Regions from separate parts of the Mus musculus genome. Here region 1 is linked to region 2. A link is a loop called in an ENCODE intact Hi-C map of the cell type or tissue named here. Cell type or tissue: left cerebral cortex. All regions are shown on one strand. Links, peaks and the distances in the headings refer to the core of each region. The heading gives the core; the rest is flanking DNA.

Evidence for each region. A loop is a pair of places that touch in the nucleus more often than their neighbours do. Peaks named below come from ENCODE experiments on the same cell type or tissue, not always from the same donor. Only the 100,000 strongest peaks of a DNase experiment are listed, where the experiment ranks them.
Region 1: a loop joins it to region 2, with 6 times the contacts of the local background. A loop is called at or near these places in 5 of 42 quality-filtered maps.

The regions. Positions count from the first base shown.
Region 1 is chrX:103,616,860-103,628,515 of GRCm38, reverse strand. Ftx (Ftx transcript, Xist regulator (non-protein coding)) reads left to right here and starts at 4,762. Exons shown (of 11, transcript NR_028381.1): 1 at 4,762-4,969. In left cerebral cortex, for the core only: CTCF peaks have their summits at 3,798 and 5,887 (motif pointing right); DNase peaks (open chromatin) are centred at 3,803, 4,881, 5,371 and 5,998; H3K4me3 peaks cover 2,503 bases; H3K27ac peaks cover 2,147 bases.
Region 2 is chrX:103,556,986-103,568,641 of GRCm38, reverse strand. It overlaps Ftx (Ftx transcript, Xist regulator (non-protein coding)), which reads left to right. Exons shown (of 11, transcript NR_028381.1): 10 at 4,070-4,112; 11 at 4,675-7,732. Among named protein-coding and RNA genes, the nearest start is that of Mir421, 10 kb to the left of the region's middle. In left cerebral cortex, for the core only: no CTCF peak of the experiment used is centred there; DNase peaks (open chromatin) are centred at 2,326, 3,096 and 4,781; H3K27ac peaks cover 3,139 bases.

The DNA.
Region 1 (11,656 bases), core at 2,210-10,209, 59 kb before region 2:
GTTGTCTCTTGAGAGGCTCTGCCAGAGTCTGACAAGTACAGAGGAGGGTGCTTGCAGCCAATCACTGGACTAAGCATAGGGTCCCCAGTGGAGGAGTTAGAGAAAGGACTGAAGAAGCTGAAGGGGTTGGAACCCCATAGGAAGAACAGCAATATGAACCAACCAGACTCCCCACGGCTCCCAGGGACTAAATCACCAACCAAGGAGTCCACGTGGAGGGACCCATGTCTCTAGCTCCATATGTAGCAGAGGATGGCCTTGTTGGGCATCAATGGGAGAAGAGGCCCTTGGTCCTGTGAAGGCTGGATGCCCCAGTGTAGCGGAATGCTAGGGCAGGGAGGTGGGAGTGGGTGAATGGGTGGAGGAGCACCCTCATAGAAAGAAACAGGAGGAGGAGGGATGGGATAGAGTGTTTCGGGGGGGAATCATATTTCCTGGGAGAAAATCATATTTCCTGGGGAAATATCTAATAAAAAAGAAAAAAAGAAAAAAGAAAAGCATAAAAGTTTTGTTTCCAACTTTTTAAGGTTTTCAGTATATACTTTTTAAAATTTATTTCTTTATTATAGGTAAGTACACTCTAGCTGTCTTCAGACACCCCAGAAGAGGACATCAGATCTCATTATGGATGGTTGTGAGCCACCATGTGGTTGCTGGGATTTGAACTCAGGACCTTCGGAAGTACAGTCAGTGCTCTTACCCACTAAACCATCTCTCCAGCCCCAGTATATACTTTTAAGAAATTATCCTTCCTTCCTTCCTTCCTTCCTTCCTTCCTTCCTTCCTTCCTTCCTTCCTTCCTTCCTTCCTTCCTTCTTTCCTCTCTCTCTCTCCCTCTCTCTCGCTCTCTCTCGCTCTTTCTTTCTTTCTTTCTTTCTTTCTTTCTTTCTTTCTTTCTTTCTTTCTTTCTTTCTTTCTTTCTGGTGAAGGGGATCAAATGCAAGACCTTGTGTATGATAAACAAATGTTTTATCACTGAGCTACATCCCTAACCCCAGCAAATTTATTTAAATTATAATTTGTGTGTATATATGTGCATACAGGTGTGTGTGTGTGTGTGTGTGTGTGTGTGTGTGGTTACGTGTATTCATGTGTGGATGTGTGTGCGTGTGTGTGTGTCTGTGTCTGTGTCTATGTATGTGTCTGTGTATGCTGTGTGCAGAGGCCAGACTTTGACTTTAGATGTCAAAACAACATCTTTTCACTTCATTCTTTTTATTTTTTTCAAACAGTGCCACTCAATGAACCTAAAGCTCGTTGAATCTACTTGTCTTAGGCTCAGTCCTCTGCCAGCCGGGGATCCCAGGCATTCTCCTCGGGGCCTCCTTGGCTTGGCTTTCTTTCTTTCTAGCAAATAGGTTTCTTTGGGACTTTTTTGGTAAATTAATGGTTCCAAGTGCTATAATCAATTCCTTTGAATAGGAGACAATAACCAAGTCAAAAGAACAAACGCTTGTTAATTATCAGAAAAGTTTACGGCCATCTGGTGTGCTGATAGAGCACAGAGAATAATTTTTATAACTAACTCAACAAACTCCTTCCACTCTTCTCAGGCTAAGTCATTAGGCAGGTCCAATCTTACATGTCATGTAGGTCTTACATGTCATGCAGCTCTCTACTGCTGACATTTGTCTTCTCTCAACAACAACAACAAAAAACATGAATAGGTTCATCTCTGTTTTATATCCTGACTATTTTCAAGTTTATCAGGCAAGCCTAGCTGTTAGTAATTTGTACTCTAAAGTTGTCGTTTTTTAATGCTTAGTCTTTTTGTTTATTTGGGTTTTTTTTTGTAGTATTTTTTTTTTTTTTTTGTATTTTTTGTTTTTTTGCTTTTCCAGACAGGGTTTCTCTGTGTTAGCTCTGGCTGTCCTGGAACTCACTTTGTAGACCAGGCTGGCCTTGAACTCAGAAATCCGCCTGTCTCTGCCTCCCAAGTGCTGGGATTAAAGGGGTGCGCCACCACCGCCCAGTGAGACAGAGTCTTATTGTGTAGCCCTGGCTATCCTGGAACTCACTCTGTAGACCAGGCTGGCCTAAACTCACAGAGATCATGTGCCTCTGCCTCCTGAGTGCTGGGATTGAAGGCACTGCACATTGCTTCCTTTTTTTTTTTTTTTTTTTTTGAAATAGGATTTCATTCTATAGCTCAGGCTGGCATGAAATTTACTATGCAGCCTAAGTTGACTTCAAATCATTGATCCTGCCAGGCAGTGATGGCGCATGCCTTTAATCCCAGCACTTGGTAGGTAGAGGCAGGCAGATTTCTGAGTTCGAGGCCAGCCTGGTCTACTGAGTGAGTCTGAGTCCCAGGACAGCCAGGGCTATACAGTGAAACCCTGTCTCAGAAAAAAAATATCATTGATCCTTCGGCCTCATTTCCCAAGTGCTGGGATTACAGGATCACAAACACAAAACCACTGAACTTAGGTGCTATATCCCCTGCCCCAAAGCTGTTTTTTGTGTCTGTCTGTCTTTCTTTCTTTCTTTCTTTCTTTCTTTCTTTCTTTCTTTCTTTCTTTCTTTCTTTCTTTCTTCCTTCCTTCCTTCCTTCCTTCCTTCCTTCCTTCCTTTCTTCCTTTCTTTCTTTCTTTCTTTCTTTCTTTCTTTCTTTCTTTCTTTCTTTCTTTCTTTCTTTCTTTCTTTCTTTCTTCCTGTCTATGTCTGTCTTTTTCTTTCTTTCTTAGATTTATTTATCTATTATATATAAGTACACTGTAACTGTCTTCAGACACACTAGTAGAGGGTGTCAGATCTCATTACAGATGGGGTTGTGAGCCACCATGTGGTTGCTGGAAATTGAACTCAGGACCTCTGGAAGAGCAATCAGTACTCTTAAGTGCTGAGCCATCTCTCCAGTCTCTCTCTCTCTCTCTGTCTCTCTCTGTCTCTGTTTCTCTGTCTTTCTATGGTCAGGGTGTTATATATCCCAGGTTTGCCTTGAACTTTCTATGTAGCTGAAGATGACCTTGTATTTGATCATTCTCTCTATTTCTTGAATGCTGACATTACAGGTGTGTTTAAGTAGTACTGGGCATCTGAAGCCAGAGCTATGTCCAGGAAAATACTCTCCCAACTGAGCCACATCCTCAAACCCTAAACTACAATTGTTCCTATCTCTTATAATTAAAAATATCAGAGAAATTAAATTCTAGGAAAGAGATATCTTGGAAATTTAGAGATGATTTCTAACATTTCTATTTATGTTTACAGTTTGTCAGATGAACAAATATGTTGTTTCCCCTGGTGGCAATCAAGAAAAACTCTCTTACATGGAATCTTCAGATGGAACTAAGCTTGTTTTACAAGAAAAATTGTTTGAACTTTATTTTGTTTTTTGTTTTTAAAGATCTATTTACTTTTACTTATATAAGTACACTGAACTGTCTTCAGACACACACCAGAAGAATGCATCAGAGTCCTTTACAGATGGTTGTGAGTCACCAAGTGGTTGCTGGGAATTGAACTCAGGACCTCTGGAAGAGCAGTCAGTGCTTTTGACGTCTGAGCCATCTCTCCAGACCTAGTTTGGAGCTTGTAAGTACAGCCTGTTAATTCTGCATGAGTACAACTTTGTTCGAGATGTGAGCTAACACTTTTGTAGTGAACTCCAGGTAAACTTAGCTTAAAGGCTTCTTTCATTGCTCAAATTGGGCTGAAAAGAGCTTTTCCATCACACTCCCTTCCCCCTCAAAGAAAAAGCTCTTTCAGAAACCAGGGAGGGAATTGTCAAAGTGGGGATGTCTTACTAAAGCTGAAACATCAGAGGGGTTTTTTATGCATGTTACCTATATGTCCATTAGGTGTCGCAATATATCCAATGGCCCTGCCTTCTACTTCTATTCTGCTCATGATATTGTTTCAGATGCAGGCATGGGACTGCTTTTCCTTTTCTCCTCCTCCTCCTCCTCCTCGACCTCCTTCCCTTCTTCCTCCTCCTTTTTTCTTCTTTGTCTTCCTCCTCCCCTCCCCCACTCTTTTTTACTTGTATGGTTCTGGTGCTTTGATGCTCTACATGAAAATTCACAATTCAATGCAATGATAGATAGACAGGCAGGAGCCAGTCGGATGATCTCTCAAGATCCAGGGCTGAATAAGAAGGGGGAGTGGATCTTAAGGAGACCCTTAAAACTCAAGATTCTCCACAGGAAACAACATGCTGAGAGTGAAAATAGCCTGCCCCAAGAGTTCTGGTTCCAGGTATTAGAAAAAGACTTTTTCTTCAGGCTTTGTAACTTGGGCCCACAATTAAATCTACATACGTATATTTCCATTCCCCCAACCCCCCGGATCGGTGGAGGCTATTTTTTTTTCCTTCAGGATCTTTTGTGGTCCAAGCTGACCTAGAATTTGTCATGGAGGTGAGGTTGTCTATAAATCGCTGGAATTACAGGCACTTATCACCATGCCAGTGGTTGGTTGGTTGGTTTGTTAGTTTGTTTGTTTTCGAAACACTTGGAATATTGGGTACATCAGGAAATATGAGGGGGCCTAGCAGAGCTCCAGAGAAGCAGAGAAGGTCAAGAATTGTAGGGTGAGCCAGAAAGGGAATAATAACAGTAGTGAGATGTGATGGTAAATTAAAAAGGATGGGGACTTATTGATTAGAAAAGGGGCTGAGGAAAGGATGGGTGGTGGACGCCGGTATGAGCAGAGGTAGGAAAAGAAGTGTGGGCTAGGGACCTGAGTACTGGACTCAGTGGGCTGCTGTAAGTTGTAGAGGGGCGCTCTGAGGAGAGGGAGGAGCGCGGCGCATGCGTTGCAGCACAGCGCAGCGCTCCTGGAGAGGCTGTGGGTTCGTGGCATCCGCGCCGCGGCCGCAAGTATAGCAGGTTTCGTACCTGGTGTTCATCGCCGTTAAGTCATCGCTGCTGCCACCCAGGCACGGCTCTCTATGCCGCCGCTCCCTCCACCCTCTAGGCACTGCCTGCCGTAAGAATTTTAACTGCGACACTCGCTTCAGCAGGAGGTAAAGGAACGACGAAGGACGAAAATGTAACATGGAGGGCGGAGGAGGGAACTTGTGTCAGGGAGATCCTTAATTTGTGCATTTTCTCCTTTGAGGGGAGGGAGAACTGGAGGCCAGTACGAATCCCCAGCCCTCCAAAAGGATGTTGCGCATTACTTAATATTATGAAAGATTTTTAGACTTCTCTAAGCAGGTTTAAGGCACCTGAGCATCACTGTTTTGTTTGACATCTATTTAAAACAAAACAAAAAAAACTTTCGAGTTCTTCATTTGTTAAGGGTGAATCAAATGGATGAGTCTTTAGGATTAGGCTTCATCCGCTTTTTGTTTTCCTTGGGGGTGAGTGAATGTAGTTTGAGACTGACAGCAGCAGGCCTCGAACTCGCGGCCGTTCTCCTGCTTAAACTGGGATTACAGGCGTAAATCACCACGCCGGACTCTGATTCAGTGGTTTTAGGTTGGAGGGTTTTTAACTGTATTAAGGAATCCGTCTACCAAGTAGCCTCTCCCTTAGGCTGCTGACGGATTCCATCTGGGTTTGGGATATGCTTTATCGCCTACGACGTTTTTTTAATTCCATGTGTAACTTAGTTTATCACAGTTAATCCTGTTAAGGATTGTTGTTAATGATATGGTTTAGACACTGGGGCATAACTTTGGCGAGAAACACGTGCAGATGCACCCGGCATGAATATATATACATATATATGCGCATATATGTATATATATTCTTCACAGAGTTATCTCACCAGAGTAGCAGAACGCAGTGGCCACAGAGATTATATATATAATATATATAATATATATATATACACATATACGTATATATATTATATATATAATCATACACGAGAAGGGAGAATAGTAAAGATAGGCGCGCTTTGCGTGGATGCCAAAAGAGGAACCATATCACCAGGTGGTGGCGCTCAAGTACCCTTGAGAAAGCGTGACATGATGGGTAGGACTCTGCTGGCACGGGAGATCGTGGCCCCTTAGGCGAGGGTGGGGCAGAGAGGAGAGAAGGTGAAATCACGCATGCTCACTGCAAGCAGAAGGCCTCTGCGCGGGAATGAAAGTGCGCATGCGTAAGAGGGAGCATGTTGGCCGTTTAACACTAGGTATCGAGAACTGCGCGTGCGTGTTGCCAGTGGCTTGGCTGGGAGGGAGGGAGGGAGACGCGGAACGTTCTGGTAATTATGATTGCGAAATAGCGAGGGGTTCGGTAAGTTGTCCTTCGCTCAAATCGCCATTTTAGTCTGGGAGTACACTTAGAGAGGCAGTTCTACCATTCTAGTTGTTGAAGAGATTAGTCTGAGTGGAGGGTGTGACCAAACCCACTGGAAAAGAAAAAATCATTCCAGAATCTTAGTCTCTCCCTGGTCAGTCTGATAATGGGATTTTAAAATACAGAGGCAATAGTGAGGCTGCGAAAGATTGCTTCCGCAGCATGTTGCGCTTCTAGTCCAACCACATTCAGACAAAGCCTATGCAAAAGATCCTGGCCGAGCTTGGCTCTCCGCAGACTCATATCACCAGAGTAGCAGAACGTTGTGACCACAGCGAAGTGCGTTAAAAACCCTTGGGTTTTTCTCCCCTACAGAACATAGGGCAGAGGATTTCACTGTGTTTCTAAGTGCTTCTACATTGGTTGAAACCTAAGATCTGAGCAAACCACCTCCTGAAACTCTGATATGCAGAGTCATGTCATTGTCATTACCCTGAAAAGTAAAGGCAGTGGTGATAGGAAAGTGTCCCGGGGCTTACGTCTTCCCCTCCACCCCAAACACACACACCTTTCTCTTCTGTGGAACTTTCTGCATCATTTGGTCTGAGGTAGAAGTGGGAGATTGGAGGTTGGTTGTTTGCTTTTCTTTGGCTGCAGAACTGTTGTGCCTTTGAGGATTGCTAGTGAAAATCTATAGTAGTTAATTGCTTAAAACTAGTAATTTAGCATTTAGATATAGGAAAGGGTACAGAAGTTTAAAATGTCTTTTCTATTCTGCCAATCTTTTGCTGTTACAGTTTCATTCTCTGGGCCCGTTTATCAACTAATTCATATACAGGTCTATAGTACTTACTATCACAAGAGACCAGCATAAAGGTTTTACATAATGCGCTAACATTAACTTATTTCGTAGCCCCCACAATCCTATGGACTAGATAAACTATTACTCATTTTATTAAAAATGAGAACTTTGAGAACACATTAATTTGTCTAAGGTTTTATAGCCCATTGGATGGGCAAGGTATTTCTCCAGGTTTTATTGCTGCATAATTCTGTGTTCTTAGACATGCCTTATCCCTTATATTGAAGGGACACAGTTAAGAGTTCTTTCAATTTTTGTCTGAAACCATAAACCTTAAGGAAAGCATTAAGAAAAGAGACAGTTGTCTGTTTTTTACCCCAGTGCATAGTATTTGGTTACCCAAATGGAAGAGAACAGTGCATTGTTGCTGTGGAACCCGTGGGGGTGGCTCTCCTTAATGTTCAGTTGTCTTCTGTATTTTTTGTTCTGCAGAGGGTATAAAATGGCCGACTGCAAGATGCTGGACACACTCTTTTTTTTTAATATTTTTTATTACATATTTTCCTCAATTACATTTCCAATGCTATCCCAAAAGTCCCCCATACCCTCCCCCCCACTTCCCTACCCACCCATCCCCATTTTTTTGGCCCTGGCGTTCCCCTGTACTGGGGCATATAAAGTTTGCGTGTCCAATGGGCCTCTCTTTCCAGTGATGGCCGACTAGGCCATCTTTTGATACATATGCAGCTAGAGTCAAGAGCTCCGGGGTACTGGTTAGTTCATAATGTTGTTGCACCTATAGGGTTGCAGATCCCTTTAGCTCCTTGGCTACTTTCTCTAGCTCCTCCATGGACACACTCTTGTTTTTGCTTGATTAGTAGGTCCAAGGCAATCACACTTGCTTCAGACAGATTCGTTTTGGAAAACCTTTTATTGATAACGTCTTATGTTAACTCATAAAGATTGACTTTTGTTGGTAATATAAGAAAAATATTAGTTAAAATTATTTAGTTAGATTCATTTACATGGAATTGTTATATCAAATGGTATGAACATTTTATCGCTTGATCAAATAATTGTCAAATTCTTCCCCAAAAGATTGTACCAGTGTTTACTCAGAAGGTCTGCCTGAGGCTTTAGATAAATTGTATAAAAAAGAAACAGCACGGTTTTTCCTTTTTTGGGGGGTGGGGGAGGTGTTGAGGAAGGGTTTCTCTGTATATCCCTGGCTGTCCTGGAACTCTGTTGACCAGGCTGGACTCGAACTCATAAATTTGCCTGCCTCTGCCTACCAAGTGCTGGGATTAAAGGCGTGTGCCACTACTGCCCGGCTTTTCCTTGTTTTTAATTGGTGAAATTAAAATTTTTCTTTGTATGTTTTTCAATTTTATTTTTATTCATCTAATATTTCATATCTTAATATCTGTTGAAATGTTAACTTTTACTGCTTATTGCCCCTTAATATTCTACTGCGCAGATTTCTATAACATGGATAAATAACGATGTTATTATTATTTGACATCCCATCTTTTTAAATCTTGGGGAAATATAGATTTGATACCATGTGGTCAGATTTTTTTTTCTTCCATTCTTCACATTTGAATAGGTCTCCAAACACACTAAATACTCACTGTGGCTTTGTCTGTGGATAACCATTCAGAGGAAAAAGCTAATATCACCCAGAGACAGTGTTAACTAGATTGTTCACTAGTTTTCTCTCTTTTTGTGTTCTTCTGTATAGTTGATATAGTTCATGTTATATTTTCTGTTTAACATTATGTGTATATTTCCACATTTGTCATTCAATGGTTTCATATGTGTTAAGTATTTTATGCAGTTTTTTAGTAAATTATTTAATCAAAATCTTTTTGTTTTTATTCGATTTTTGTTTCTTTTTTAAAAGATTTATTTATTATTATACATAAGTACACTGTAGTTGTCTTCAGACGTACCAGAAGAAGGCATCAGATCTCATTATAAATGGTTGTGAGCCACCATGTGGTTGCTGGGATTTGAACTCAAGACCTTCGGAAGAGCAGTCGGTGCTCTTACCCACTGAGCCATCTCACCAGCCCTCTGTTTCTTTTTTTTTTTTTTTTTCCATTTTTTATTAGGTATTTAACTCATTTACATTTCCAATGCTATACCAAAAGTCCCCCATATCCACCCACCCCCACTCCCCTGCCCACCCACTCCCCCTTTTTGGCCCTGGTATTCCCCTGTACTGGGGCATACCTCTGTTTCTTTTTAAAAAAAAAAAACTTATTATTATTCCAGGGATAGGGGCATATGTGCCATGTTGTGTGGCGGTCAGATGTCAACTTTGAGGTTGGTGTCTTATGTCATTATGTGGGTTTCAGGAACTGAACTCGGGTTGGTCACTAGGCATGTGTGGCAGGCTTCTTGGCCTACTGTTTGCCCTGATTTGTTGTTGTTGTTGTTGTTGTTGTTTTTCTCTTTCTTCATCAAGGTCCAGAAATAGAACTACTCATTAAAGATTGCAATGAATATTGGTCGTAATTGCTTTCCAGAAAATTATGTCATTCTTTGCACCTAGTCATTTAAGTACTTAATTTTTTTCTCACTTAATATGCAAAAGAATGATATGTAAAAATTATTTTGAAAAACAATGTATGTATTTTGTTTGGAGACCGGGTCTTACATATACTGGGCTGGCATCAGGATGATATAAACTGCTGATCTCCACGCCTTCCTCCTTCATTACAAATGTATACCACTAGTTCCTGTTCTTGTTTTAAAATGAAATAATGAGCTCATAGGTAATGTAGGTCCCCAAACCCGGGTTTCAGTGTATATACTGCCAGTATATATTATTGTATATATTATTGTCATTTGTTGGAACCAGCCTAGAGCTTTTAGCTCAGTAGCTAAAGCCTGACCACTTGAGTTCAAACCCAGATCCACAGGGTTGGATTAGAGCCAACTCCTGAAATTCTCATCTCCATGTGCACCTGCCTATATGCACATAAATAAATTCAACAATGATAATAAAAACCCTAGGCCGTCTTACTTCAAATGTGAAGGGTGGGAAGACAGCTAGCTCAATTGGTAGAGCACTTACTTGCCTAGTCTGAACAAAGCTATCGGTTTGATCCCCAGCACAGCATAAAATCAGCTATGGTACGCATGTTTGCAATCCCATCACTCGGGAAGAAAACATAAGGACCGTGCTTAGCTACCTAATTCAAGTCTAACCTGAAGTGCATGAAAACCCCTTCCTTAAAAGAAAAAGTGTTAAAACCAAGCATGGTGGCGCATGCCTATATAATCCTAGCACTCTCTAGAGAACGAGGCCAGAGGATTGCTGTGAGTTGGCTACACAGCAAAATCTTGTCTCATAAAAACAATTTAAAAAACCCACCTTCCAAAACAAAACAAAACAAAACAAAAAACCCTATGGAACAACCATGGAACGTTTTTTGTTTGTTTCTGAATAACAAATTTACTACAAAAGATTTGCTGTTTCAGGCAAGTTGTCCAGAATCATTACCAGATTTTTGTTTTTGAAGGGAGGACTCTACACTTGACAGTAAGGCCTGTGGTGTTTAATGTTCCAGTTTGAGTTCAGTCACACTTGCTTATATCTTCAATATTCACTACTTAGAGCTGCCGGGAGAGAGAGAATGTTGTAAAGAACTGGTGAAATGCTTTTAAAACATACAACTAGAGCACCGGAAAGTGAAGAAAGGAGGTCAAGCAATTAAGAAGTACCCCCCCTCAAAACAACAAAAAAAATCCCAAAGCGGAAAAACCCATCATTCCTGAGAACTGCCTTTATTGACAATGTTTTACCATTAAACCACGATAGGGAAAGTTAGTAAAAATCAATAAAAGCAGAGAGCCATTGCTTTAAAAGTCGTGCAAAAATCTAGATGATACATCTTTTACTGATGGATGCTCAGGGTTAGGAGCATTTTTTAAAAAGTCGTGCAGAACTATGGGTGTGCAATACTAGGCACTGCTGATCTTTCAAAATGCTTAAACATTATCCTCAACTTGTCTACATTAAAATATACAAATTTAGTCAGGAAATACATGTCAGATGCTGCCACTAGTTATTCTGGATCTTTTCAAGTTTAAAGGCCCTTCCCGGAAGATGGAATTCGGAGGGTCAGTACTGACCACGTGAAAGTAACGCTTTGTTCTCTGGCATCCCTCCCCCGCCCCCCCCCCCCCCCCCGCGCGCGCTCCTTTTGAGGTTCTGGGGGTGGGGCTGCTGAAGTCTCTAGGACTGACTTCCATCTTCCTGTGGACGCAAGGACAAAGCTTGATCTTAAAGGTCTTCACATCATAAATGCTGTGCTCATCTGATTCTGGTTTAAACCGGAAATTTGCTCTTTTAGCAAACTCTGGCCCTAAAGATCCCTTGTGGGGTGCTCAACCATTTTGTTGGCTCCAGCCGGCTCGCCTCACACGCGCGTGTAAGGGCTAGGATCCATTTCCGGGTGACATCGCGTCTACGGCCTCTCGGGAAATGTAGTGTCAGGTAGTACGCGGGCTGAGCCAGCACGTCGCCCGTCGCCCGCCGCCCCCCCCCCCCCCCCGCCCTCCGCCCGCCGCGTCCGCCGCCTGAAGGAAGCTTCTTTTCCCGCGCCTCGCGCGCTAGCGCGGGTGGCAGAGAAGGAAGTGACGCACCGGG
Region 2 (11,656 bases), core at 1,725-9,724:
TGGTACCTAATATGGCAATTCACCGAATTCAAGGTACAAAGGAAGGCCATCTGAAAGTGATAGGACCAGTGAGCGTTCCTACTAAGTCTCAGAATTATTACCCTCCCCCACCACCACCCCCGCAAACAAACAAAAATCCCTGTGGTAAAGGCCCCAAGGCATGGGATTGTTTCCCAGTGAGAATGCATAAGCACAATAGTTTGTCAGTATTGACCCAGGAGTAGAGGCTGAATTCACCATTGCACATGCCTATGTCAGCTATTTTAATAAACTTATTCAGGTAAGTGGCTGGAGCGATGGCTCAGGAGCCTTTGGTTGGATTCCCAGCACCCTATTTTGCCTTCTGCATGGAATATGCGCATACATGGTATAGAGACACAGAGACATGCAGGTAGAACATCTATGTGCATAAAACACTACCAATCATGCTAATAGTTTTTAAAAGGAGGTTTTCTGCGACATCCATGTTAGGTGTCTATGCAGTGTAGTCTGAAGTGTGATGTTGGTGTTATTCGTTGGTCTGAGGATTGCTTTGGCTCTTTGCATACGAATTGCAATATTTTACGCTAGTTATCTGATGAATATCATTCAAATTTGCACTTAATTTGTAGATCACATCAATTAATATGACTTATTCTATGTTTAGTGTTGGGCAGTGTCTAGTGTATTAATCTGCTTCACAGTTTTCATTTCTGAGATCTTGGTTACATTTATTTATACTTGTTTAATATTTATAAATCTCTTATGCATGGAATTTTTTTTAGTATAGAATAGAGTTTATTTACAACATGGGAAGGGAGTTGAGGCTGTAGAGACAAAGAAAGGCAGAGTGAGAGACAGTTTATTTACAACATGGGAAGGGAGTTGAGGCTGTAGAGACAAAGAAAGGCAGAGTGAGAGACGGGGGACGGGGGGTGGGGAAGAAGTAGAGGCCGTCCATGAGCACTAGGAGAGAGAGCAAGAGGGCAAGCATGAATGTTTAATATTACTTACAGAGAAGCTGCAGGTGGCAATGGTTTGTGCCTCATTTCTGTAGCTAAGAATTCAAAACTATATTGACTAAATAATATGAGGGCGGGGCAGCCCTATGTCATTCCTCATTGCTGAGAAAAGTTTCAGGTAGACACCATTCATCATTGTGTTGTCTCTGCATTGAGTATAGCACTTATACTCAGATAATATTCTTCTTAAAGCATTGTCAGCATCTATTAAGATGATCATGTGATTTCTGACCTTGATTCTGTGTATGTAAAATATTTCATTTTTTTGTATTATGAAACCATCTTTTAAATGAAACCAGTTTACTATGCTCTGTTGTCTTTTCATTGTGTTCTTGAATTTAGTTTGCAAGTATTTTATTGAGGATTTATGTTAATCAAGGACAAAATATTTTGCATATTCACAGAATGTGCTTGGATGAAGTCCTTTCTGTTATATGGTAGAATTCAGCAGTGAGTATTATGTGGTCCTGAGCTTTTCTTCATTTGGAAGACATACCCTGGATGAGTGGTTGTCTAGCATTCAATGATGTGTCATCATTGTACAAACCTGTATCCCCAGCACTCTGAGAAGAACACTAGAAAGAATAGCAGTTCAGAGTCGTTCTCAAGTTCATAGCCAGTTGAAGCCTTGAATATATGTCACCTGTTCTTAAAAACTTTGGGTGTGTGAGTGTGTTTGTCTGTGTCTCTGTGGTGTGGGTGTGGGTGTGTACCCCGAGAATTGCAAATTTCAGTCATAGGTGAAAAAACAATTTTGGTGGTCAAAGGGAAATAATGTATTTATGTTCTACATTTATTATTTCCCATTAACTAGTAGATTTGGACATAATTTGTTCCTTTGTCCAATTCCATGAGGTATACAGTTTGCTTTAGCATTCTTTTTTGATGTTGTAGTTTATTGCTATAAGCTTCCCTTTTAGAATCCCCTTCCCTTTGTTTCAAAGCCTGAAATGTGTTGTGTTTACATTTTGATTTGTCTCCAGATAGTTTTTGCTTCCCTTTTGATTGCTTCTGTGACCCACTGATTGTTCAGGGGTATGTTGTGTCATTTCCTTGTATTTGTAAAATTTCCAAACACCTTCCTGTTATGATTTCTTATTTCATCACTTTAAGGTCAGAGGTATTACTTTAAATTATTTCAATCTTTCTAAATTTGTCGTGGCTGTGGGTGGCCTTGAATTCGAGCTGCAGCAATTTTTGTATGTGCTTGATAAGGTGTATGTTGTTTTAGTGATGGAATGTTCTGGATGCTTTCAGTTCATTTGCACTTGCATTTTTTCTTTCGGTATTTCCTTGCTAATTTCCTGCCTCTGCCCTATGCACTGTTGAAAGTGACATCTACTTGCTTTGTGTGCTTACATCTTCTTGGGAGCACAGGCATTTACTACATCCTGATTGGCTTCTTCTTAGAAGATATGACTTAGCATATCTCCTTGCTTGTATTTACCATTTATATCAAGTATCTTTTTTGATTCCCACATCTTCAGCATATATATACCCTCAAATAGTTATATTTAATATAATTGTCAATAAAACTTTACTTTTATTTTTTTCTAAGATTCACTTGTTTCTCGTTGTTTCTCTCTGTTTTAGTTGTTGTTGTTGTTATTGGTTTTTAACCCTGGGCTACCCTGAAATTCACTATGTAGCTCACTTGAACGTAAACTTCTAACACATGTCCTGTCTTAGGGTCCCAAGAACTCCCTGCCCCCAGAATCTCTCCACCCTGGTGTACATGCTTAAAAATGCAGATATTAATGCTGGACATAAGGGTCTAGGTGTGGATTCTCTAGTCATTGAACACAGCCTGTGAACAAAGCTCCTAAGATGCTCAGACAACCTTACAGAGTTCATTGCAGATTCACCAATGCATGAGATTGCCCTGCCACAATGAGAAAATCCTCACTGAAAAGCAGAAATTCATAGGAATAAATTCAGCACAAAATAAATGCAGATAAAAGTTATTTTTTTAATGAGAGAGAAAGCCCAGATGGCTGAGAACTTAAATGTTCAACATGCTTAGTCACCACAGAAATGCAAATCAGAATGGCTAAGATCAAAAACTCGAGTGACAGTACATGCTGTTGAGGATGTGGAGAAAGGGGAACACTGCTCCGTTGCTGGTGAGATTGTAAATTTGTGCAGCCACTCTGGAAAATCTGTCTGGTGGTTCCTCAGAAAAGTGAAAATAGTTCCACCTGAAGTCCCAGCTACTGGGCATATATCCAAAAGATGCCCCAGAATACACTAAGGAAACATGTTCCACTATAGTCATAGCAACGTCATTTGGTAGCTTCGGGTTCTATGTTCTGACAGTCCAAATATATTGTGGACTCCCAGGCTGCATTTTCGTAATCTCAATAGGAGCATTCTCTGTAGAGGTCCACATTTTCTCCACACGCTGGAAGTGTCCCTAAGGAGAAGGCTCTGTCATTTCTCCATGGGTCTGAGGCTGTGGTCATTGATCTGCTGTTTTGGTGGCAACCTTCAGTGCCAGCAGTGCACATGAACTTGGAACTTCACTTAAGGCCTTCCCTGGTCTCCACAGAGCTACATTCATATTCCAGGTTTTTTGTTGTTGTTAGGTTTTGTTTTCTTGTTCTTCTTTCTTCTCTGACGGTATAATTTCAACTGAACTTCAAGTCAAATGACCAAGCGTACTGTTGAAGGTTTCCTGTTGAGTTAACATTGTCATAATTCATTTGCTGTTCTGATTTTTGAACTTTTCATTTGATTTATGACAAGGCACGCTCTAGATGCCCTAGCTAATTTTCCCTCTGTTAACTTACTGTAGGGAAAATGTTTGTTTTAGGTTCCATTAATTAATTGCTTCTGTGAACCCCCCTTGCTGCATAGCAAGGGGCTATGATGTGGACGTTGCCTTCGGAAACCCTGTGCTGTGAACATTCACTCAAAATCCAAATTCCTACGTGTGCTGCCAGCCAACTTGATATAAAGACATTCTATTGGCTATGAACTGTGTCTGACTGATCATCTGGGTGGGGGCTCCCCATCATAGAGTCAAGTATTGTTTTCTTGATTTCATTATTTTCTCTGTCTTCCTGCAGCTGGCTGAGCTTTTTAAAGATGGCTATTCTGAATTCTTCACAGGTAATGCACAAACCTGCATATTCTAAGGGTTCTGGGAGTTTATTTTGTGACTGATAGTTTCATGTTTTTCCTGACTTTGTTCTTGTAGCCCTGCATGGGCAACTGTCCATTTGGAGAAGGAGCCTCCTCTTGCAATCTTTACAGATATTTTTTGGCGCAGGAAAAAAGAATTAAAAGCCTTAAAAAACGATTTCTAGGAATAGGAGCTGTAATGGACCCACAAGATGGCTCCCAACCATCTGTAACTCCACAGTCAAGTAACTTGATGCAGCTTTTGACTTTTACATTCACCTATACAAATGTGGTGCACATGCATATTACACTAACATATGCAAACACAGAAAACAGAAAATTTTAAAGATTTTCTGAAATGTGTCAAGCTTTGCCTGTGTGTTGTGTGTGTGTGTGTGTGTGTGTCCATGTCCTTCACGCCTTTCCACTGTGGGAAAATGTAATCTTGTCATTTGCCAATCGCACATTCCCTTTCTAGGTGTTTTGTGCCAGGTCGCTGCACTGCGATGAAAAGATGATGACGCAAGTTTCTCTCATTCTCTTCCTCCAGATGGCACAGTGTCAGAATCGTGTGTGGCCTCCTGCTGCCTGAACCATGCCGCTAAGACAGTTGCCCACTGTGCAGCTTCACACCATCTGCAGAGAGCAACACTGCAGAGCCTTTGGGAGAGCCTTGCCAGTCGCTGAAAGCCTGGCTGACTGCCAAGCCTTGCACTGTAGACTGAAAATTGCTCTCTTTGCTGAGCTCAGTACTAACACTTAGATCTTCATGGTCTCCTGGGAGACCATGTCAGCTGCTGTTCAGTGAGATAAATTTGGATCAGCTGAAGATATGCACTCTCTATGCCTTCCTTGACTGTCAGCTAAACAGTGTGCACTCCTGGCTTAGTACAGCCTTGGCTGCTGAGAGCCCCATTCCTCCCCTGTGCTCTTCATTGTCCTCATGATCTGGCTTTCATCATCCATTATACTCCTAACACTGGGAGTGAAGTGTCATTGAAGAATGTTCATCAGGCACTACCTCAAAGGGCTGGAGATGATTGGTGAATGCTTTGATTCTTCATTCCTCCTAGGACACATATCAAGCCCCCAGAATTTCTCTCTATCCAGTTGCACCAGTGTGAGGAACTTGACGGTGTCAGGAAAGTGAAACTGCTTCTCTGCTCCATATAAATGTCTGTGCAGATGCAAAGCCATGCATTACATGGTAGCTCACCTTTAATCCTAGCACTCAGGAGACAGAGGCAGGAGGATCTCTCCGAGCTCAAGGCCAGCCTGGTCTTCACAGTGAGTTCCAGGACAGCCAAGGCTACACAGGAATCCTGTGTACAGGTCCTTGGTATTGCACTCCTCTCTATAAACACAACTTGCTTTTAGAATGTGTGGTTGTTAAGTTGTTCTGTGAAGGATGGATAAAGGCTAGCTCACTACTACACCCGTCAGCTTGCTCCTGTCACTTCTTCTCACCTTTGAGCACTTAGCATCCCTCTCCGTGTTGTCTTTGCTGAAATGCTTGCTAAGGCGAAGCTCCTCTGTAGCTGTCCTCTAGCCCCAGCCAAGATTCTTTCAAGATTTTTCTTTGGCCTTCTGTAATTTGAATATGATGAATGTTTTTATTTACTACTTCATTTTGTATTTTGAATCTTTTTTAAACCATGCCAGGTTCTCTAGGCTCCTGGTTCTGATATGAATTGAGCGATTATCTTAGGCCCTTGTGTTTCAAATCTTTCTTTCTTTCTTTCTTTCTTTCTTCCTTCCTTCCTTCTTTTCTTTTCTTTTCTTTTCTTTTTTTTTTTTGAGACAGGGTTTCTCTGTATAGCTCTGGCTGTCCTGTAACTCACCCGGTAGATCAGGCTGTCCTTGAACTCAGAAATCCGCCTGCCTCTGCCTCCCAAGTGCTGGAATTAAAGTCATGTGCCACCACTGCCCGGCTTACTCAAATATTTCCTTTTTTTTTTCAGTCCTCTCTAGTGATCTCATTATACATGTGTATATTCTCTAGTTGTCCCAGTTATATGATGTTCTTCTCTCTCTCTCTCTCTTCCCCCCACCCTGTGTGTGTGTGCGCGTGCATGCGCGCGTGCATGTACCCAAGGAAACTAGAAAAGGACTTCAACTCCTTGACGAAGGAGGTACAAGCATTTGTCAGCCACCTGATACAGGTAGCAGAATCTAAACTCTGATCCACATTATTAAGCAGCAAGTGCTGTTACCTGCTAAACTATCTCGCTGAAATTTATCTCTTAGAAAGTTTCTAATATATTATCACTGTCAGGGATTCTTTGGCTTGGTTCAGTCTGCTAATAAGCTTAGGAAAGGCAATTTTCATTTTGTTGCAATATTTTTGATCTGTAGCTTTTGTTGTTATTCTTGTTCATTTTTCAAACCAGGGTTTCTCCACGGCTATACTGGAACTCTCTGTAGACTAGGCTGGCCTCAAACTCTCAAATATCTCACTGCCTCTGCCTCCCATGTTCTGGGATTATATCCCTCCACTGCCCAACAGCATTTATTTTATTCTTAAGATTTGTTTTTCCCTGCTCGTTTGTTTGTTTGTCTGTTTGTTTGGTATGGTCATTTGTTTGTTTGTTTTGATGTATTTGAACTTGCTATCTTTATGTGAGGATAAGCCTAAGTGTGTAATATTTCTGTACTCATCTCCCAAATGCTGAAATGTAGACACGAACCACCACACACTAGGTTTGTTTGGTTTTCTTTTGCATGCATTTATTGTATTGTGTACAGTACTGGTACCAAAGGAGTCCATCACATTCTCTAGAACTTGAATTACAGATGGTTGTGAGTTGTCACATGGTGCTGAGAATTAAACTTGATCTTCTTCTTTTTTAAATTTAAATTTCTTCACTTACATTTAAAATGCTATCTGAAAAGTCCCCCATTACCCCCCCCCCTCACTCCCCTACCTACCCACTCCCACTACTTGGCCCCGGTGTTCCCTGTACTGGGGCATATAAAGTTTGCAAGACCAAGGAGCCTCTCTTCCCAATGATGGCCGACTAGGCCATCTTCTACATATGCAACTAGAGACACAAGCTCTGGGGTACTGGTTAGTTCATAATGTTATTCCACCTATAGGGTTGCAGACCCCTTCAGCTCCTTGGGTACTTGCTCTAGCTCCTCCATTGGGGACCCTGTGTTCTAAACTTGATCTTCTGAAGAGTAACCACTATTGATTTTAACTGCTAAGTCATGTCTCCAGTCCCAAAAGAGGTTTTTTTGTTTGTTTGTTTTTCATTACTGTGATGATCCTATAATGAAGAAGAGAATGCTGGTGGTTTGTTTATGTGTTTGTTTGTTTTTTGAGACAGGGTTTCACTGTGTGTCCTTGGCTGCCCTGGAATTTAAGCATCAGACTGGCCTTGATCTCACAGAGATCTGCCTACTTTTGCGCTGAGATTAAAGGTCTGCACTAACACCTCCCAGCCAGATGTCTCTTTAACAGACTGACTTTACTTCCTCACGAGTATTATGATGGTTTCTTCCTGTCCTGTGAGGAATGCTATTGATTTGGGGTTTGGTTTGTGGAATTTTTGTTTTCTGGTTTTTTGTAATTTTTCCCCCCTAAATATCATGCTGTCTTATTCTTTGGTTAATTTTTTTTTGCCATGTTTTCATTTATTATGAGATTGGGGACACAGCATAGAATACATGACAGGATTAGAGAAGAGCTTGTAGGGGTCTGCTCTTTTTCTACCAATTAGGTACAGGGATCAGTGTCAGGTGTGACATAGAACTGAACTTGAAGTATCAGACCAAGAAAAGCAATACACGTTCCATCCTACCCATGAGGTTGTAAGAGTTGAAATATTTTTTGATACCAGTGAATTAGAACTGACCATCATTTTCTAGAGCTACCTTAGCTTCAATCTCTGTCAAAGCCACAAAGATTTCATAGCTGATGTTCTTCAATGTTCCCAGCTACCAGCTCAGTGCAGTCAGAACACGTATTCCTTCACTAATGCGTAATCCATTTAGCCAAAACTTAAATGTAGTCCTCTCTTTTTTTCTTTTTCTTCTTCTTCTTCTTCTTTTTTTTTTTTTTTTTTTTTTGTTTTTTTTGTTTTGTTTTGTTTGTTTTTCGAGACAGGGTTTCTCTGTGTAGCCCTGGCTGTCCTGGAACTCACTCTGTAGACCAGGCTGACCTCAAACTTAGAAATCCACCTGCCTCTGCCCGAGTGCTGGGATTAAAGGCGTGTGCCACCACCGCCTGGCTTCCAGATGTTTTCTGAACATTAATCACCAGAAGATTTGGGAAACAACTGCTTAATGTGAGGTTTATATAAGGCATCTGACAATGAAAAAGGAAATACGAAGAAACTTGACTACAGTTTCCTTTAGCACTTTTAGCACAATATCAAAGGACTTTAGGAAGTCCAATCAATGTTCTAGAAGTTTTGTGAGATCAGAATCACAGGAAAGTCAACAGATACAAGATTAATAAAAGGAAGAAAGAGTGAAAATATGTCTTTGCCCAATAATAATTTTAGAAGTAAATATAGTACCAATGTCCATTAAGTAGACACAAAATTGCCATAAATGGTATCAAAGAGTGGAATCATGATCCAGTCTTAGCTATGTTGCTCAGTTTGTAGTCTTTTTTCTAGTATATATGATGCCTGAGATTCAATCTGCATCATTGCGTAAAATAACCACTCCGTATAACCAGAACCCCATAAAATTGATAGTGGTGGGACACACCTGTAATTTCCGAACTCCGGAGAGGTATACACAAGAATGCCAGAAGAGAAATTCAAGATAATTCTTGTCTACATAGCTATTTTGAAGCCAATCTATCCTACATGAGTATTTGCCTCAAAAAAAAAGGTGTATTCCTTATTTAGAATTTATTCTGTTCATTTGTTGACTTTTTAGGTGTGTGTTTTGTTTTGTTTTGTTTTGTTTGTGAATGGGTGACTGTTAGGGACAAGCTGGCCCCAAACTTCTAAGCTGTGATATGACAGGACAGCAGAAGCCATGGGGTAGAGGTTTGACCTAGGAGACAAGATGTGTTTGCTGCAAAGGGTAGAGCCAGAAATGTGGATGAGGCCCTGCGGCTCCCAGAGGGTTGTACACATCAAGCATCGCATGTTTGGCATTGCTGAAATGTTTGTTTTCTTGCTTTGATTCTTTGTTCTTCCCTTTTGGAATAGAAATATGTGCCTCTTTCTTTTTTAATTTTCAGGAGCCACAGTTCGCTTATTTTAAGAGATATCTTGGGAATATACAAACAGACATATCTATAATAGTTCTATCTATAATAGTTCTATCTATAATAGTTCTATAACATGAGCTTGTAGGCAAGACTATGAGACATTTTCTTGTTTATTGATTGATGTGGAAGGACCTAATGAGTGGTGCTATGCTAGTCAGGTAGGACTATATGGTATGATAATGACTGTTTTCTCGAAGTGTAAAATGAAATCAAGCCATTCATCCTCAATTTGGTTTTGGTCATGGTATTTTCTTACATTATTAGAAACCCTAATTGAGCCGGGCGTGGTGGCGCACGCCTTTAATCCCAGCACTCGGGAGGCAGAGGCAGGCGGATTTCTGAGTTCGAGGCCAGCCTGGTCTACAGAGTGAGTTCCAGGACAGCCAGGGCTATACAGAGAAACCCTGTCTCGAAAAACCAAAAAAAAAAAAAAAAAAAAAAAAAAAAAAGAAACCCTAATTGAAACACCCACTAAACCATCTTGCCAGCCCTGACCTTAAGTTTCTAATCCTGCCTCGTCCTTATTGATACTAGAATTACCACACATGGTTCATACCATACTTGGGATCAAACCCAGGGGTCATGCCTGGTAAGCAAGCACTGTTTCTACTAAGCTACACTGCCTGCCCCTAAAGTATTGTTTATAAGCCTTTATAAGTATTATTTATTAACCTCACACTTAAAATGCTAAGATACCGTACTGTGTATCTGTTTCCTCGTGTAGGAATCTAAAAGTGAACATATGAGGCTCGAATTGGGAAGCCACCCAAGCATGAATATGATTTACCAGGCTATCGGGCCTTGCCATGGCTACCCTCTACACATGGTAGAGAGCATGCTCAGCCTCTGCCTGTTGTCCCTCATCTTCACCACTGCTGCGGTGATAACCAGGAAGCCAAGAGCTAGTCCGGCCTTGCAGGCCATGATAAAGCCACTGCACCTTAGAAGTTATCATGGTCCAACTAAAAAATGCCAAAAACAAATGGGATGTTTCTCTGCAGTATCCTCCTAATATTACAATGAAGTTTGAAAAGGTATATGGAGACCCAGGCAGTGGTGGCGCACACCTTTAATCCTAGCACTCAAGAGGCAGAGGCAGGCAGATTTCTGAGTTCGAGGCCAGCCTGGTCTACAGAGTAAGTTCCAGGACAGCCAGGGCTACACAGAGAAACCCTGTCTCGTAAAACTAAAAAAAGAAAAAAAAAAAAGAAAGAAAGAAAGAAAGAAAGAAAGAAAGAAAGAAAAGGTATATGGCAGCTGAGGGAACCTAGCCATTAGTCTTTTATTCCACTGTGGAATTTCATTTATTTTGTTCCCTTGTAGCTGATGAGTTTTAAGCACCTAAAACAAGGTACCTTTCCTTCCCACCCCCAAACTGAAGACTTTCTTAGAAGCAGGGCATGCACAAGAAATTCCTGACGTTACTACCTTCCTATCTTCACAGTTTAAAAGAATAAAGGAAATGGCTGCCGAAGAGGTGGCCTAAATCCTAGCATGGCCTGCCCACAGGCAAGCTGTGACTGATGCTGCGGCAGGTTTACAGTCTCCCTCTGTGACTTGTGGCACATTCTAGCCCTGTGGCTGAGTCTCATGCCAGGATGGCTCAGCTCCAAGGCAAAGCCCCATAGTGTTCATTGAAGTCTCTCACCCACTTTGCTTTCTGGGATGGGCATGGATGGTGGCAGTTCTTTCCCACCTAATAGGAAAAAGCGACTGCCAAGTAAGTAACCCAGGCCCTTTGTCTAGATTATCCCTTGCTTAGGCAGAACCAACAAAAGTTTATACTTTAGGTTTTTCAAATTAGGGTTTTTCTGTGTAACCGATATCATCCTAGAACGCACTATGTAGACCAGGGTGGACCTGAGATCCTGAGTTAATCCCAGATGTCTTGTGCTGGGATTAAAGGCATACACCTCGGTGCCCAGCTGGACAGATTCTTATGACTAATCATTTCTTCTTTCTGCCCAAACCCAAACAGGCCCCAGAGTGACAAGTCCAGCCACCCCCACTCCTTCTTTCCTGTCCACGGATGTTTAAGCAGAGAGAGGGAGGAAGGACAAAGCAAGTTTAAAATGGAAACTAAAAGGGGGAAGACAAAAAGGAATGGGATAGTGGTGAATAATCAAAGAATAAATACAGCCAAGCAGGGTGGCCAACTCTACTCACTGCCCTTGAGCCCATTTGCTGGAAGCATTAGGGTTGACAGCAACATTGAAGAAAACAACTGTGTGCAAAGGACACAGTGAAATCAAAAACAAAAACATGAACAATGCCATTCCATGCTTAGAGGGAATTATTT